3 separate regions of the Homo sapiens genome follow, and all the other regions are linked to region 1. The links are chromatin contacts, found by Hi-C or POLR2A ChIA-PET in ENCODE. All regions are on one chromosome and are shown on one strand. Each heading gives the region's core, a stretch centred on a gene start or an enhancer-like site at or near the end of the contact. The rest is flanking DNA. Distances are from core to core; before and after follow the strand shown. Region 1 has its middle 23 kb from the start of KLF13. Region 2 overlaps KLF13 (KLF transcription factor 13). Region 3 overlaps KLF13 (KLF transcription factor 13).

Region 1 (4,547 bases), core at 917-3,416:
GCTGGGCAGGAAGCCCCTCCTCAGCTCCTCCCTTGGCAGATAAGGGTGGTGTCAATGGGCTCTCTACAGAGTCCGTCCTCTTTGGGTTGCCCTAGCATTGCTACAAACAGAGCATTCAGTAGGAAGGAACAGACCTTTTGCCCGAGTGACTTGGCCTGGATCTGAGAAAAACAGCCATCCTTCAGCCAGCAGGGACCATCCCCTGCTTCGTGGGGATGGCTGCTGTGTGTGGGCAGGCAGGGACAGCCCATCTGCCACGGCTGCCCAGTGGCGAGGTCCCTTGGGGACCCTGCCGAGAAGTGAGTGCAGGGCCTTACTGTGACCAGCTCACCAAGAGATGTTATCGGGCCTGAAGCAGGTCCCGAGGGGATTAGGCCATCTGGAGTGAGGGGCTGGCAGGGAAATTGCTTCTCGTTCACAGAAATGTTTAAGAAACAAATCCAGGAAAGGCCTGTTTTGGTTATTTTTTTTTTTGAATGACACAGTAACGTGTCAAACTTAATTTAAGAAACACCCTCAGATATTTTTATTTTTTTTTTGCATTGGATTTGCATTGAGATTTTTTAAAAATGCAAAAGGGCCTTTCTACTGGGCCTGAATCTTGCAAGATTTCTAACCCATTTCAGTCCTGTAAATAATTAGGTGCAATTGGTTGCTGAGACTGATTTTCCCAGACCCGTGGAGAAAGGCCCCAGCCGTGAGGGGCTCTGGGAACTTAGGGGACAGCACCTTATGGACACCCCTACTCAGGAAGGGATCATTGAAGAGATGCTTCTGGGCCTGGAACATTCTCCGCCATCTGGACCTTTCTGTATGCATAGAGGGGACCAGTGGGAACTGTGGGACAGAGGGAGGTCTGCACACCCTCCCTGGACACCATGAGGCCCATCTTGGGTCCCCTGAGTCCAGACCAGCCCCCAAGAAGCTCACAGTCTGGTAGGAAGCCGAGGAGGCAAACGAACAGGAACAGCCCTAAATAACTGCACAGTGCCCAGGCTGCCAGGAGAGTGTGTGGGCAGAGAAGGCTCCCAGAGCAGAAAAAGGATGCTCAAGGATGTATTCCAGGCCAGGGAGCAGCGTGTGCGGGGGCCGTGCGGAATGGCGCATTCTGCAAAATGCAATGTGGCGTCTGGCTGGGGGGCCACTCCGCACTCCCTGGCCTGGCTATGAGTCCAAGCCACCCAGGGGTGAGCTTCTGTAGAGCAGGAGTCCCTGGCTCTTCCCTGAGAGGGGACGTCATGGCCCCAGGTGTGGCTGGCAGAGGACCTGCAGGCTAGGGAAGAGGGCATGAGGTCGGCAGGTTAGAAGTGGCTGGGGAAGCACACGCAGGTCGCCTCTCTGTGGCAGTTGTCTCTTCTGTGAAGTTGAGACCGGTGGGGGAGATAAAGTACTAAGCACTGCAAATACAGAGATCCTTGGAGAAATCGAGTCACTGGAGTCTCCTCTAGGAATGGGGGGCTGCTGGGGTAGGGCCAGTTCCAGGCACGGAGGGGGCTGAGGGACACAGCAGGACAGGCTCCAGACCATCCCCAAGTGGCCTGAAGGTGACCTCGACCCCCTCAGCTGCCTTGTGTGTGTCCCTCCGGCCCTGGCCCAGAAAGGAGATGGTGCATGCCTGTTTCTAGACCTCTAGACCCCTCGTGGGGTCCCTGGGCTCTCTCTGCCAGGGACAAGCAGGGGCACCTTGCTCCCTTTACAACTCCCACTGTCCAGCGAGAGTTGGAGCTCGCTGAGTGCCACATGCCGTTAGGACCTAGGTGGGAGATGGGGGTGCCGAAGAGGGGATGGGGACTGTGGAGAAGTAGATGAAATTTCCCTAGGCTGGCTGGATGTGCCGCAAGTGTCTGAGCAGGGGCTAAGCCCACCCCCTTGAATCTCAGACGGAGCCACTGGGGCCCGGTGAGGCCCAACAATTGTCCCCAGAGCCTCAGAGTGCCTACAGGGCACAGTGGGAGGCAGCACTGAGCTGAAAGGAGCGTAATCTCTAAGCAGGTTTAACCTAAAATAGAGCCTGATAGCTCAATGACAGATGCTTAATTTGTCACAATATTTCTGTCATTATGCTGGGACAGATATTCTTGGTTTGTTCAAGAACAAGGTCTTTTTTTTTTTTTTTTTTTTTGAGTCATTATACAGCATAAAAGAGACCACACCCCAAACAAGATTGGGACAGCGCTGGGCCCCTGAGCCAAGCCAAGAGGAATCACCCCGCCCACACAACCACCCCGCCCACACAGCCTTCCCTTCCCGGAGCCACGAGCCACAACCAGGCCTACCTGGCTGGAAGAGGGGCTTCAGGGGCTGACTCCACCTGGGAGTGGGTGAGGGGAGGTGACCTCAAGCTCCTTTAAAGCCTTGCCTCTCAACTCCTCACTCCCAAATCCCTCCAAAGGAGATAAAATGACTCCTATAAAGATTAGAGATCATGCACCAGCATGAATGCATGTGAAAAGTGACAGGAACACAAATTCATGCGATGGGGGTCTCAGACTTTTGTCTACCACCAACTGAGAGTGATAAGGCCCAAGAGGGCCCCCTGCAGAGCTGCCTGCAAGAGATGTTGCTCTGCCTTCAAACGTCATGGGATGATGTGTGCTATTCAGCATACTCCTGTGTTTGTTTTCACTAGTTTGTAAAAGGCGTTTTCAAGCACTCACCATTGCCTGTGGAGTGTGGCTCACCCTCCCTGCCCACCCCAGAACACAGTTTGAGAACTAAGCTATTGAAGATGGACCCTTCCCCAAGCCCCAAGCCTAGCGCCTCTCCGTTTCTAGCCCAGCTAAGGGATGGGACCATAGCCCTGTAGCACTAGTGTGAGTGGGAGCCGGAGCCAGCCTGGCCTGCACCCCCACCCCCCAGCCAGGCACAGCCTGGAGTGGGAGGGCACCGCCTGAGAACCTGCAGGAGGAAGACCACTGGGGACGTCGCCAGAAATTGGCAGCCATGGAGACAGTGGCCCTTCCCCTCGGTGAGGCCCTGAATAGCCTTGCTAGTTCCTGCCCCCTGTATAGCCCACAAGGCCAGTCTCACCAGGGAAAATGGGACACTGCATCCCAGGCCCATGGGGACAGAGGGGTGCTGCCCGCTGGGCCTGGCTGGGCTGGCTGGGGTGGCTGCACCCAGGGGTCAGAGTTCATCTTCGGCCTTTCTCTGCAGGGTCAGGCCTGGGAGGTGCTGGCCACCACAGTCATAGTCCAACCAGCTCAGCCAGCAATGTCCAGAGTGACGCTGGCTTCATGCCACGGGACAAGGCCAGTGGTCAGGGTGGTGCCTTCCTGGGAAATGGCTCTTTTTTGGAGAGACAGCCATGATAGAATGACTTTGCAAGCTGGAAGGGCTGGGATGGGGCTGGGGTTGGGGTGGAGGTGGGGGCGAGGGTACTTAGAAAGCAATGAACAGCATCTGGTGGGGACTCACACCTGTGTTCACGCAGTGGGCACCTGTGGGCAGCTTGGCCAAATAGCCCCGAGAGACCAAGCAACTTTCCTGCCCAATGAAATGCAATCTGCTTTCTTCCTTTTCTCTAGTCATTATTTATTCATTTGAAAGATGCTTTTATGATAGAAATTCAGGGCTGCACACAGGCGTCTCTAATGAGGGCATTCGGGAGCAGAGAAGGGGACCAGGCATCCCCGCTGGGCGTGCTGGGAGAGGCTAACAGCCTTCACGCTTTGGAGAGCCCTCAGCCTGCTTCAAAGCTCCTAGCCTTTCTCAATTTCTCCTCCAAGGCATCACAGGGCAGCGGTGTGCGGATCAGATCCTACTTTTACAGGTTAGGTGGCTGAGGCCTCCATTCCCCGGGTTACAGAGACACCTGCCCGGAGGGAGCCCTGCTGGTGGCCTGCATCCTCTCCCTGGGTTCTGGCGCAGCTCACAGTCTGAAAATTACAACTCCCTGTTGTTGCTATGGTGACTGGTTGTGTTATTCTAGCCTACAGAGCTGTGTGCTCCACCTTGCCCAAGATGGTCTGTTTTTGCAGGAGAAAGTCTCTATCTCCAAGTCTCTCTCTGTGTGTGTGTGTGTGTGTGTGTGTGTGTGTGTGTGTGTGTGTGAGAGAGAGAGAGAGAGAGAGAGAGAAGAAAGGAGAGAGAGAGAAATGGGCACACTGCCCTTCCTGCTGCCCCAACCTTTTCCCTGGGCCCAGTGGACCTTCTGTCCCTGCCCAGCAGGCTGCCTGGGTCCCCAAGATACTGGCCCCATTCCTTTCATAGGACACCGACTCTGGGCCACAGGCACTGGCTGTGCAGGGGTCCTTCCTTTGTGTCTCCTTGTGAGGTCAGATCCCTGTGTCAGTGCACAAAGGGCACCCCGTTCTTGTTTCATTTGCAGACTACTCTGTGACATGGATGGACAGACCATCATCTATTTAACCAGGCTCTCTAGATGGACAGTTGGGCTGTTTCCAATCTCTGGTCATCACAAATCTGTGAAAAATAACCTTGAACATATGTCATTTTGCACATGTGGGAATATGTGTAGAATAAACTCCTAGAAGTAGCATTATTGGGAAATTAGTATCTGCATTTCTAAGTTTGGAAATTTTTGC
Region 2 (4,569 bases), core at 1,418-3,917, 42 kb after region 1:
CCACAGGCATTCCACTTCTTGTTTACAGGAGTAATTGCCTTCATGAGCTTTGGGCCATCTGCGGATATATGTATTTTTTTCTTTATTTTCTTTCTTTTTTGGGGCAGCAGTTCTATGTTTGCAAATATGAGGATTGTTTCCTAAAGGGAAGCATGAGGCCTTCTTGAGGCTGGCCTCTTGGCTGCTGAGCTGGGCCTTCGCACCCCTTTCCTGCTTTATTTCCGTCTTCCTGTGAGTGTATTTTGTTGTATAGAGGCGCTTCCTGTGGTCGGAGGTGAACATTTGGAGTGACTAAGGAGAGCATGGCCTTCCTCGCTCTCCCGGCGTCTGATTGCTCCGTGGACACTTGTGCCTGTTCCCCAGGCAGGGCCTGCTTGCTGGAGGGGGTCGGGGCCACTCCTGGCCATGGAGTTTCCGCATCCCCCTGCTGGCCAGGCTCCTGTGCTTGGGGAGAGGAGGACGCCGAGGCACATACTGTCTCCGTGCTCTGCTCTTGTGGTCATGAGTGGCCTCTTCTCTCTTCTGCTTTGAGTGACTGGGTGTAGAGTGGCGCCTGAGCTGGGGACTGTCTTGCACCCTTGCACAGGGCCCGCCGGCTCAGGTGTGCAGCAGACACCATCCTGGGAGAAACAGCAGCAAGGTCTGGGGTGGCCACATTTGCATGTTCTGCAGAGGCAGTTGCCTTCGGGATTTCAGACTTGCCCCCAGCCGTAAGGCGGGATGCAGTGCCCACAGACAAGGCTGGGTGCACACAGCCTCCCAAACAGCATCCTGCAGTCTTAAGTCTGCACACCTCCCACCAGGTGTCGGCCCCCAGCAGTGGGAAGGAGACCAGCCTTCAGGCTGCTCACCTGAAGGGAGAAGGCAAGGAGGCATGAGGGGTGCATCCAGCCTCCAGTGGGGACCCACAGGTGGCCTGGGTGCTGATGGGCCCTGGCAGAGTCTGTGTGCCCACCCATGCCGTCAGTCTCCTGAACCGCAGGAGCAAGAACTGGATTTCATGTTAGGAGATGATTTCCAACTTCAAGAAATGACCTGGAAAAGTTTTCTACTTAAACTGCCTGTTGTTGTTAAGAGCTGGCCAGCTCTGGCTTTCCAACAGCACGCACAGCCCTCGGGCCAGGCTGAGTCCTGATGTGGGGATGTGCCCACTGACTGCGGGTCACCATGACTCCATGGGGAAGGTCTCCTTGGAGAGGTCTGAGGCTCTGGTGCACGAATTAACCTGCTCCTTAGTCTTCCCTGGGAGACCTCTTGATCTCCTGTCCCCACCCATACTTCTGGTCACTTGTCAGTCTTTGTATAATGTGTTCAGTGTCCCTCCCTCTGAGACGGCAGCAGAGACAGGAGAGCCACGCATTGCAAGTGGCCCATGCCTGGTTGCTGCCCTAAATACTTGCTGTGCACAAATGGCCTGGCTGTCAGGGGTGACTTTGGCCCTGGGGGATGTTTTCCAACCCCCTGGGACAAACACCTGCCAATACTTAGCAGCTACCTCCTGCTAGCGCTGCGCACCCACACCACCCTGAGCCTGTCACTCCAGCTCCAGAGGTGGGGCTCTCCCCACACCCATACCCATCTCTGTGCAGATGCAGACATCCCAGATCCACCCCTCCAGCCTGTGTCAGGAGGGGAGTGGGCACCTAGGCTTTCCCCTCTTTGTGGCAGGACTGGAGGAGTGTCAGCAGAGTGGCCTCCTTCACCTGCCTTTTAAGCCAGGGCGTGCTCTGAAAACACGCCATGGCTGGACGTTTTCATGTGTCTGGCTGGCAAGGGCTCCAGGGGAGGTGGCAGGGGTGCCAGGAATCCCCAGCCACCCAGACATTTGCCAAGCTTGGCTCCTCAGTGCCTTGGCTGGTGGCCTTTGGGGGTGACTTCACCCTACTGTCATGGCTGGCCCATGGCGAAAGGGTTCACCTGCTGCTTAGGAGCTGAGACTGGGCTGGGCCAGGCCAGGGGCCCTGTTTCTCTTCTGGACTGTGGGGGTTTGGGCCAGTGGGGAGGGAGAGCTTCCCCAAGGGACCATTACAGAATTTGCTGTAAGAATGTGGAGAAGGAGTTCTGGTCCTTGGGTTTACAGATTTTTATTCTAAACCTAATGGAACCTTTCTTTTAACAAAATCTCCTGGAATCCAGTGCAGAAAAGAGCTGGGAGGATTGCTGGGTGGGGCAGGATGAGGGTGGGAGGGGTTTTGACTTTGTCCTGAGGCTGTGCGGGATCCTCCCTGGGTCCCCCAAGGAAGCCGCCTGAGTGGGGAGGGAGGGGCCGCAAGTAACCAGGAGCAGGCCAAGGTTCCAGGGTTCAGCCCAGGACAGCCAGTCTAGGTGCAAGCCAACCCTGGGGGCTGGCCAGGGAGTGTGAGCTGTTGCAGTTTGGGGCAGGTGCCTTCCAGGCTCTGTGGGTCAGGGTTCTCTCCTGGCCCTTCTGAGGGTGCCACCCTGGCCTCCCCGCCTTTGAGCAGGTGGGGGTTGGGTCTGGGTTCCATAGGGCTGGGCAGGAGGAGGCAGCTGTGAGATCCCAGGCAGAGCCAGGAGAGGAGCAGGACAGATGGCATGCAGGCGTGCTGCATCGGGCTGGGATTGTGGGGTGCCAGCAGACAGGGGTGGAGTGGGGACTTGGGCATTCCTCACTCATTGCCTGAGTGTCATGAGGGGCCTGGCTTTGGCTGGTGTTTCTGTCCCTTGAGGGCGTGGTGTCTGAGGGCAGGGCCTGTGGCTCCACCCTGTGTGCTGCTCTGGGGGCCTGGAGGCCTGTGCCCCCGCCTCAGCCTGCCTTTGCCCTGCTGCACCGCTGGCCTGCCTCTTTCCCATTCGGGCACCTGCCTGGAGAGCACTGGGGTGCGGGCAGATCCTGCCTTGAGTGAGCACCGCGTGCCTAGCAGCAAGCAGCAGGGGATCTCCAGGAGCGTGGCAGGGTCCCATCCTGAAACTGACAGGAAATCTGTGAGTATGAGGGTGGGACGGAGAAAGCCCGGGAGGTGTACCGTTCCTTTGGCCCCCATCCCCCTCACCAGGGGACCCTGCCCTACTCACTGTCTTCCAGTGGCCCTACATGGGCAGCATCCTGCCTGGCTGTTGTGGTTGTGAGGCCGCAGCCTGAGACTGACCACACCAGGGCTTAGTGTGCTTAGTTCTGACCCGGGTGTCTGCCCTGCCAGCCTGGTGTAAAGTCGTCAGATGCTGTGGGCCACACGAGGTCATATTTGCACCGTCAGTTTACCGGGGGCAAATGACCTTCTGGGGAGGGCTGCAACTGCTCCCCACCTCTCACCCCTGGTTGTCTCTGTTTCCCGGAGGGTTCCGTTTGTAGGCACTGATGGGGGTTCTGGTTCTAGAGGAAGAGTATCTGAGCTCAGAGGGAGTGCAGCTCCACAAGTGTGCCCCTCTGTGCCGGCATCTGGCTCAGGCATGCGTGAGCCCCTCTGTACAGATGCCTGCCTCACGCTGAGATGCCCACGGCCCAGGCATATCTCTCAGGAGCCCCCGAGAACCCTGACGGGAACCCAGAGCTGTTCCGCACAGAACACCAGGTCAATGATCTTGACTCTGTTTCTGGGAAGATTACCCATCTGTGGCTTCCAGAAAGCACCTCTTCGTTTTTCTGAAACTCACAGCCTTCTCCCCCGACCTCCTGTCCTCTGCTTTTCTCTGAGGCCAGAAGGAGAGATTTCCACACCGGCCCTTTGCCCTGGCCACAGGCCTGAGCTCCTGCATAGCAGCTGCTGTCCTTCCCCTTCTGGACTAGTCCACTCTAACCTGACCCTTTGGTAAAGAGTATGATGGACCCCCCACCGCTGTTACCAGTATTCAGCCACCCTGGAGCTGCGGCCACCCACACAGCTGTGGAAAGCCCCCAGGCCACAGCCAGGCAGGAGCTCCTCCCCGGGTTCTCTTCTTCCTCTGCAGGAGCTTCCAGGCCAGAGCCCCAAGGCCTCATGCTGCCCCCTGCCCCAGCTTTCTCAGGACATGAGGCGTCCCCTCCTTGCAGGCCCCCCAGGCTGACTTCTGTGTCACACAGCAGCCTTCACTTCCGTATCTTTCTTTCTCTTTTAAAGGCATCACCTTCAACTGGAAGAAGAAATGAAAATACCACCTGTGCCTCGAAATCTTTCAGTTTCTAGCGAGGGACATCCCAGGCACTTGGTGGTGGGGCCAGGGCTCCTGCCGGCCATAGGTGGGCTATTGGCCTGCAGGCCAGGTTCCTGCCTGCCACCACTCTGCACCCCTCTGTGCTGGCGGCATCAGGGAGGGTCTGGGGAGATGCAGACTGGACGTGTGGGTTGGGTGGGCCAGCAGGGGAGAGGGGCAGCGTAGGGTCCTGAGTCTGGGGGCAGGAGCAGACTGTGGTAGCAAGCATGGGTGAGGACCTCAGTTCCCCTACCTGCTGGCTCTCATCGGGGCTGGGACAAGGTCAGGTCTGTGACAGGGCACGACACCGAGCCCAGCAGGTAGGAGGATTTGAGGACCTGTGAAGCTAGAAGGTCAAGCAGGGAATTCAGGATTTGGACACCCTCCTGGGATCAGCAGGCGTTCCCCCCTCCATTGCTCTGCTGGTAGCACCAGCCTTCC
Region 3 (4,195 bases), core at 1,458-3,957, 58 kb after region 1:
CCCAGAACAAGGATGTTAACCGCACACTGGCTCCTGAAGCCAGGGAACATTCCCTTCAAGATGGCAGAGGAAAGGCGGGGGCAGTGGGGTCAGCTGGACATGCGTCACCCTACCGTGCTCAGGGAAGATGCTTCTGGCTTCCCCTGGGAGGCAGCTAGTGATGAGGGTCTCACAATGGAAAGGAAATGGAAATGTCTGTTCTTTGGGTTCAGCTCTCATGAGTCCACAGGTAGCACCGTTCATCTGGAGAAGGCCTTCACTTGCACAATCCATGATCTGGAAGCTTCTGTGGCAAGGGGCCGATATACGTCTCCCTACTTATCCATTGAGGAGCAATAAGGGTTGTGACTCGGGTGTGCGTGAAGGAGAGAAGCTCCAGAGCCCTTGTCTCAGGTGGCTTCTGGCCTTCTGTTGGCAGAAACCATTGGTATTCTATTATTTCTGTTTTTAAAAGGGACCTTGAGAACGGAAATTTTCAAGTGTGTTTTGTAACCCTTAGCAAAAGGAGAGCAAACACCTTTATGAAATTCTGGCATGTGGTCCTTTTAACCTTTCCAGGCAGTGTACTGGTTCATGCAAACTAGTGCTATTCCCTTCTTAGGGATTGGGGTGCTGGGTTCTGTGGAAGCAGTCCCAGTGGTGAGCTGGAGCTTGGGTGAAAGGTACGTGTGTGTACATACACCACTTTGTTACATAGTGTTATTGCATTAATTCTGACTGTCCAAAGTGATTCATTTGATGAAGGCAGAAATGCAGAAAGGACAGTCACACACAAATCCCATCTTCCTGAGGTAACCTCTGTTTCCTTCCTGCAATTAGAGCTCTGGCATATGCATTTCATGTGTGCATTTGAGGGTGGGGCTCAGCCACTTGGTAGTCTGTTTTCTTCCCTGTCCACGTTCCCAGGGGCTGTTTATCAGCAGCTCACATTGGTGGTTCAGAAGAACATTCGAGAGAGACAGCTGGGCTGGCTCCGTGTGCTTACTCTCCCTCGTCTACCCCATCCAACAGATTGTGAAGCCTGGTTCCAGTAACCTTGGGGATGACACCAAGGAGCGCTGAGCCCTCCACCCCGCATGTTGTGGTCTTGGGGGAGGGAGGCAGGTAGGACACAGAACAGGGTTCCTGCCCCAGTGGCTCCTCCCAGCTCTTGCTAGCCCTCCCTTGGCATCAGGCAGACCTAGGTAGCCTCAGGTCTTGGAGTCCCGTACAGAGCTGTTGCAGAGGGGGTCACTCCAACCTTGAAGCTTCTGGGGGCCTGGCCGTGGGATAGTGCAGAGTGTGGCACTGCTTTTCTTCCCGGCTGGTGTCCCTGGGGTCAGCTGCCTTAAGGTTAGGGCCCTGTTCTAGGTTAGGACAGGGAAGGGCTTAGGAAACAGGGCCAGCAGGATACAGGGAGGAAGGTGTGGGCACGGACATGCAGCGGGCAGGCCTGTGCCGGGAAGAGGGTGGGCTTTGTCTCCTGAGAAGAGGTGGCCCCCCAGAGCACTGGTCTCCCCACATGGCAGGCAGTGGGGCTCTGTTTCAGGCCCTCTCCAACGCACTTAGGCTGCGACAAGCCTGAGCAGGATGTAGGGGGCTACTAGACCTGCGGGCAGGGCTGAGGGACAGGGCCCGGGGCTGCCAGGTCACCTGTTCTCTGCAAGAGGGTTTTTGAACACAAGGGCTTTCCCAAAGGGTAGGGGTAACTTGCTCCTAGTGGGCAAGACCGAGAGCCCCTGGTGGCTCCATGGGCCTGGGCTGCTGCAGGAGAGGTCTGGGGGCTTTCTAGCTCCTCCCTGGGGGTCTGGAGGTTCCTAGCAGAAGCCCCGGCACTGTTCACCTGTTTCAGAAAAAACAGACCGTTGTCTAATTTGTTGTTGTTGTTGTTTTGTCTCGGCTCCCTCAAAAACCAAAGGCGTTTTTTAGGCCCGTCGTCCAAATTACAAGCTCATTTTAATTCGGATGTATTTACTTTGTGAAACCAACCCTGAAGAATACATTGTTTCGTTATATTCTGCTGGAAACCTTGCCACATTTTTCCTGAGAAAACTGAGCCTGCTGTGCACCTGGAGCCGGCCAGGTGGCAGGTGCTGGGCCTGGAAGAGGAGCCTGCCGAGGCTCCTCCAGGGCTTCTGAGTGCCATTGTTTTGAGTGCGCTGCCTGGTAGCGCTGGGCCCTTCCAGGGAACTGCCTGGCTCCTTCCTCAGCTGCAGCCTCCTGCTGCAGGGGAGCTGGGGACCGTGGAGGTCCCCCACAGGTCCTCAGGCCCACATGCCCCCAGCCTGGGCAAGCCTGCCGTGAAATAGGCCTCGTAGAGCCTGGCTGTGGGGGCAGCAGGGGCCCCTGGGTGCAGAGGGTAGCCTCGCCGCACTGTGGGTGGGTGCCCCTGCTTGCTCCTCCTGGAACGTGAACGTGGGCAGCAGTGTTCCTGTTCCATGCTGGGGAGGGGCTGTGAGAATGTCTTTCTTCCCGGTGTAGCCTAGCCTCAGGCCCACCCTTCTGGGTGTGTTACCTTGGTGAGGTCACTTGGTTTCTCACCTCTGACAAGGGTTTCACATCAACACTTTCCTGTCTTCCGGGTTGGTAGAGTCAGATGAGCCCAGTGCAGGCCAAAAGTAAAAGCTGCACCCCTGTAAAGAGTGTACATGCAGCTGTTTGTGCCATTGAGTGTCTGTAGCAGAGCTTAGCAGGGTGGGGTCCCTGCAGGCAAGGTCCCCCCCAGGAGACACAGAAGGAGAGGGCAGGGGGAGGAAATGAAGGCTGGGGGAGGGGAGACACAGGAAGAGGAAGTGGGCCACGATGGTTGCCAAAGGCTCTGCAGACAGGGGCCCCTCCCTCAGTTGCCTAGAGAGCCGGCTGGGAGCACGGGCACCTGGGGTGCAGAGCTGGGGCTGGCTGTGCAGGTGCTTGTTCGTGTCAAGAAGCAGTTGGACTTCTCTGTGAGATTCTGCAGATCTCCCCTGTGACTGTCAAGGCTGGTGCCCCCCACCCCCCACCCCAGACGTCACAGCCAGAGGCAGGCCCAAGAGGCCTTTCCATACTGTGTCCCTTTCCCTACCCACCACGTGCTCTGCCCTCTTTCTTCCCTCCCTCCCTCCTTCCTTTTCTCTTGGTGCAAGAGAAAACCCTTTCCCAGTAGTCCACAGATTCCCTGGTTCCTACTCCTCATGAGCCCCTACAGTGGCACTTGGGATCTGCATCCTAGTGGCTGGATGGACTTGGCTCTCCTAGCTGCCATCCACCTGGGCTAATTTTCAGCCCACAGTGGTGTCACAAAGTGGTCTTATGGCAGGAGTGTGGTATTCAGGAGCCTGAAGGGGGCTTCTGACGTGGAATTACAACTCTGGAACTGCTTCTGTTTAAATCCTTTGCTGAATATTTGTCACCCATAGCCTTTTAGGTCTGACCCGTTCTAAACTGCTGGGCCTATCAAACAATTTATCAGGGAGGGCCCTTCTCCAATAGGACAGTTTGCAGCGTGACCCAGGGGCTCTAAAGCCCTGGAGCCCTGCCCTGGGAACATCTCCTACAAAGCTAGATTGGACTTTATTGCTATTTTTGAGTTTCTCATCCTGGAAGCCACTGCCCAGCACATTCTGAGGAGAATCTGCCTGGGCGACCATTGTTATTTTAAGAGAGCTCTTGGGGTAATATGAGGAACTGTGCTTTGAAATAGGGAATACAGAATGGGGCCAGTAATGTGCCCAGAGTGTTGAATGTCTGATTTTTAAATTGGCATTATTGATGGCTAGCATTTTCTAGTTTGCTATGGATTTTTTGTTTTGAATTTAACTTTTTGAATAGGAAATGCATTTGTGTGTTTTAGAATCTAAAAGATTTAAGTAGTTTCCCCAGGGAAAATTCTGTCAACCTTCCCTGTTCTCCATCTGCTCAGTGTTCCCCTGGGTGATCTCTGTTCCTACTTTCCTAGGGACCCTCTCTCTGCACATACAGGCCAAGGCGCACGTAGATCCTTGCTGGTCATCTCTCCTCAACCTTGTTTTCCTCACTCAGCTTGGAGATCTTTCCATATCAGTTTGTAAAGAACTCATTCTACTTCTTTGCGATAGTGTTCTGTTATATGTGCGTTCCATAATTTATTTGACAGGCCCCAGTGGAAGGACATGAGTTGTTTTCAGGTTCCTGCTGCATTGACTAATCAGGAGCATATCCCGTTTTGTAGGTGTGCAAATGCGTTTGTAGGCTAGGATGT

Evidence for each region. Hi-C counts contacts between places; a loop is a spot of excess contacts on that map. ChIA-PET counts read pairs that join two places held with the same protein, here RNA polymerase II (POLR2A). Pooled maps may share reads with other maps.
Region 2: a pooled map shows a loop between it and region 1 (2.6-fold over the local background). The contact joins two enhancer-like sites. A Hi-C loop is called at or near these places in 1 of 168 maps with a recorded cell type or tissue (CD4-positive, alpha-beta T cell) and 2 of 50 pooled maps. POLR2A ChIA-PET finds 5 or more read pairs at or near these places in 10 of 52 experiments (BJ, GM10248, H1 and 7 more).
Region 3: a pooled map shows a loop between it and region 1 (2.2-fold over the local background). The contact joins two enhancer-like sites. A Hi-C loop is called at or near these places in 1 of 168 maps with a recorded cell type or tissue (CD4-positive, alpha-beta T cell) and 4 of 50 pooled maps. POLR2A ChIA-PET finds 5 or more read pairs at or near these places in 11 of 52 experiments (B cell, BJ, CD4-positive, alpha-beta T cell and 6 more).

What each region holds. Positions count from the first base shown.
Region 1 is chr15:31,301,330-31,305,876 of GRCh38, forward strand. No RefSeq gene overlaps it. Among named protein-coding and RNA genes, the nearest start is that of KLF13, 23 kb to the right of the region's middle. RefSeq lists enhancers at 942-1,624, 1,861-2,163, 2,258-4,547. Within about 2 kb of position 2,167, at least 4 of the 41 ENCODE cell types and tissues checked have a DNase peak (open chromatin) inside an H3K27ac peak, as active enhancers do.
Region 2 is chr15:31,342,629-31,347,197 of GRCh38, forward strand. The region is part of intron 1 of KLF13 (KLF transcription factor 13); the gene reads left to right. Among named protein-coding and RNA genes, the nearest start is that of KLF13, 18 kb to the left of the region's middle. RefSeq lists enhancers at 1-72, 73-883. Within about 2 kb of position 2,668, at least 17 of the 41 ENCODE cell types and tissues checked have a DNase peak (open chromatin) inside an H3K27ac peak, as active enhancers do.
Region 3 is chr15:31,358,849-31,363,043 of GRCh38, forward strand. All of the region lies in intron 1 of KLF13 (KLF transcription factor 13), which reads left to right. Among named protein-coding and RNA genes, the nearest start is that of KLF13, 34 kb to the left of the region's middle. Within about 2 kb of position 2,708, at least 26 of the 41 ENCODE cell types and tissues checked have a DNase peak (open chromatin) inside an H3K27ac peak, as active enhancers do.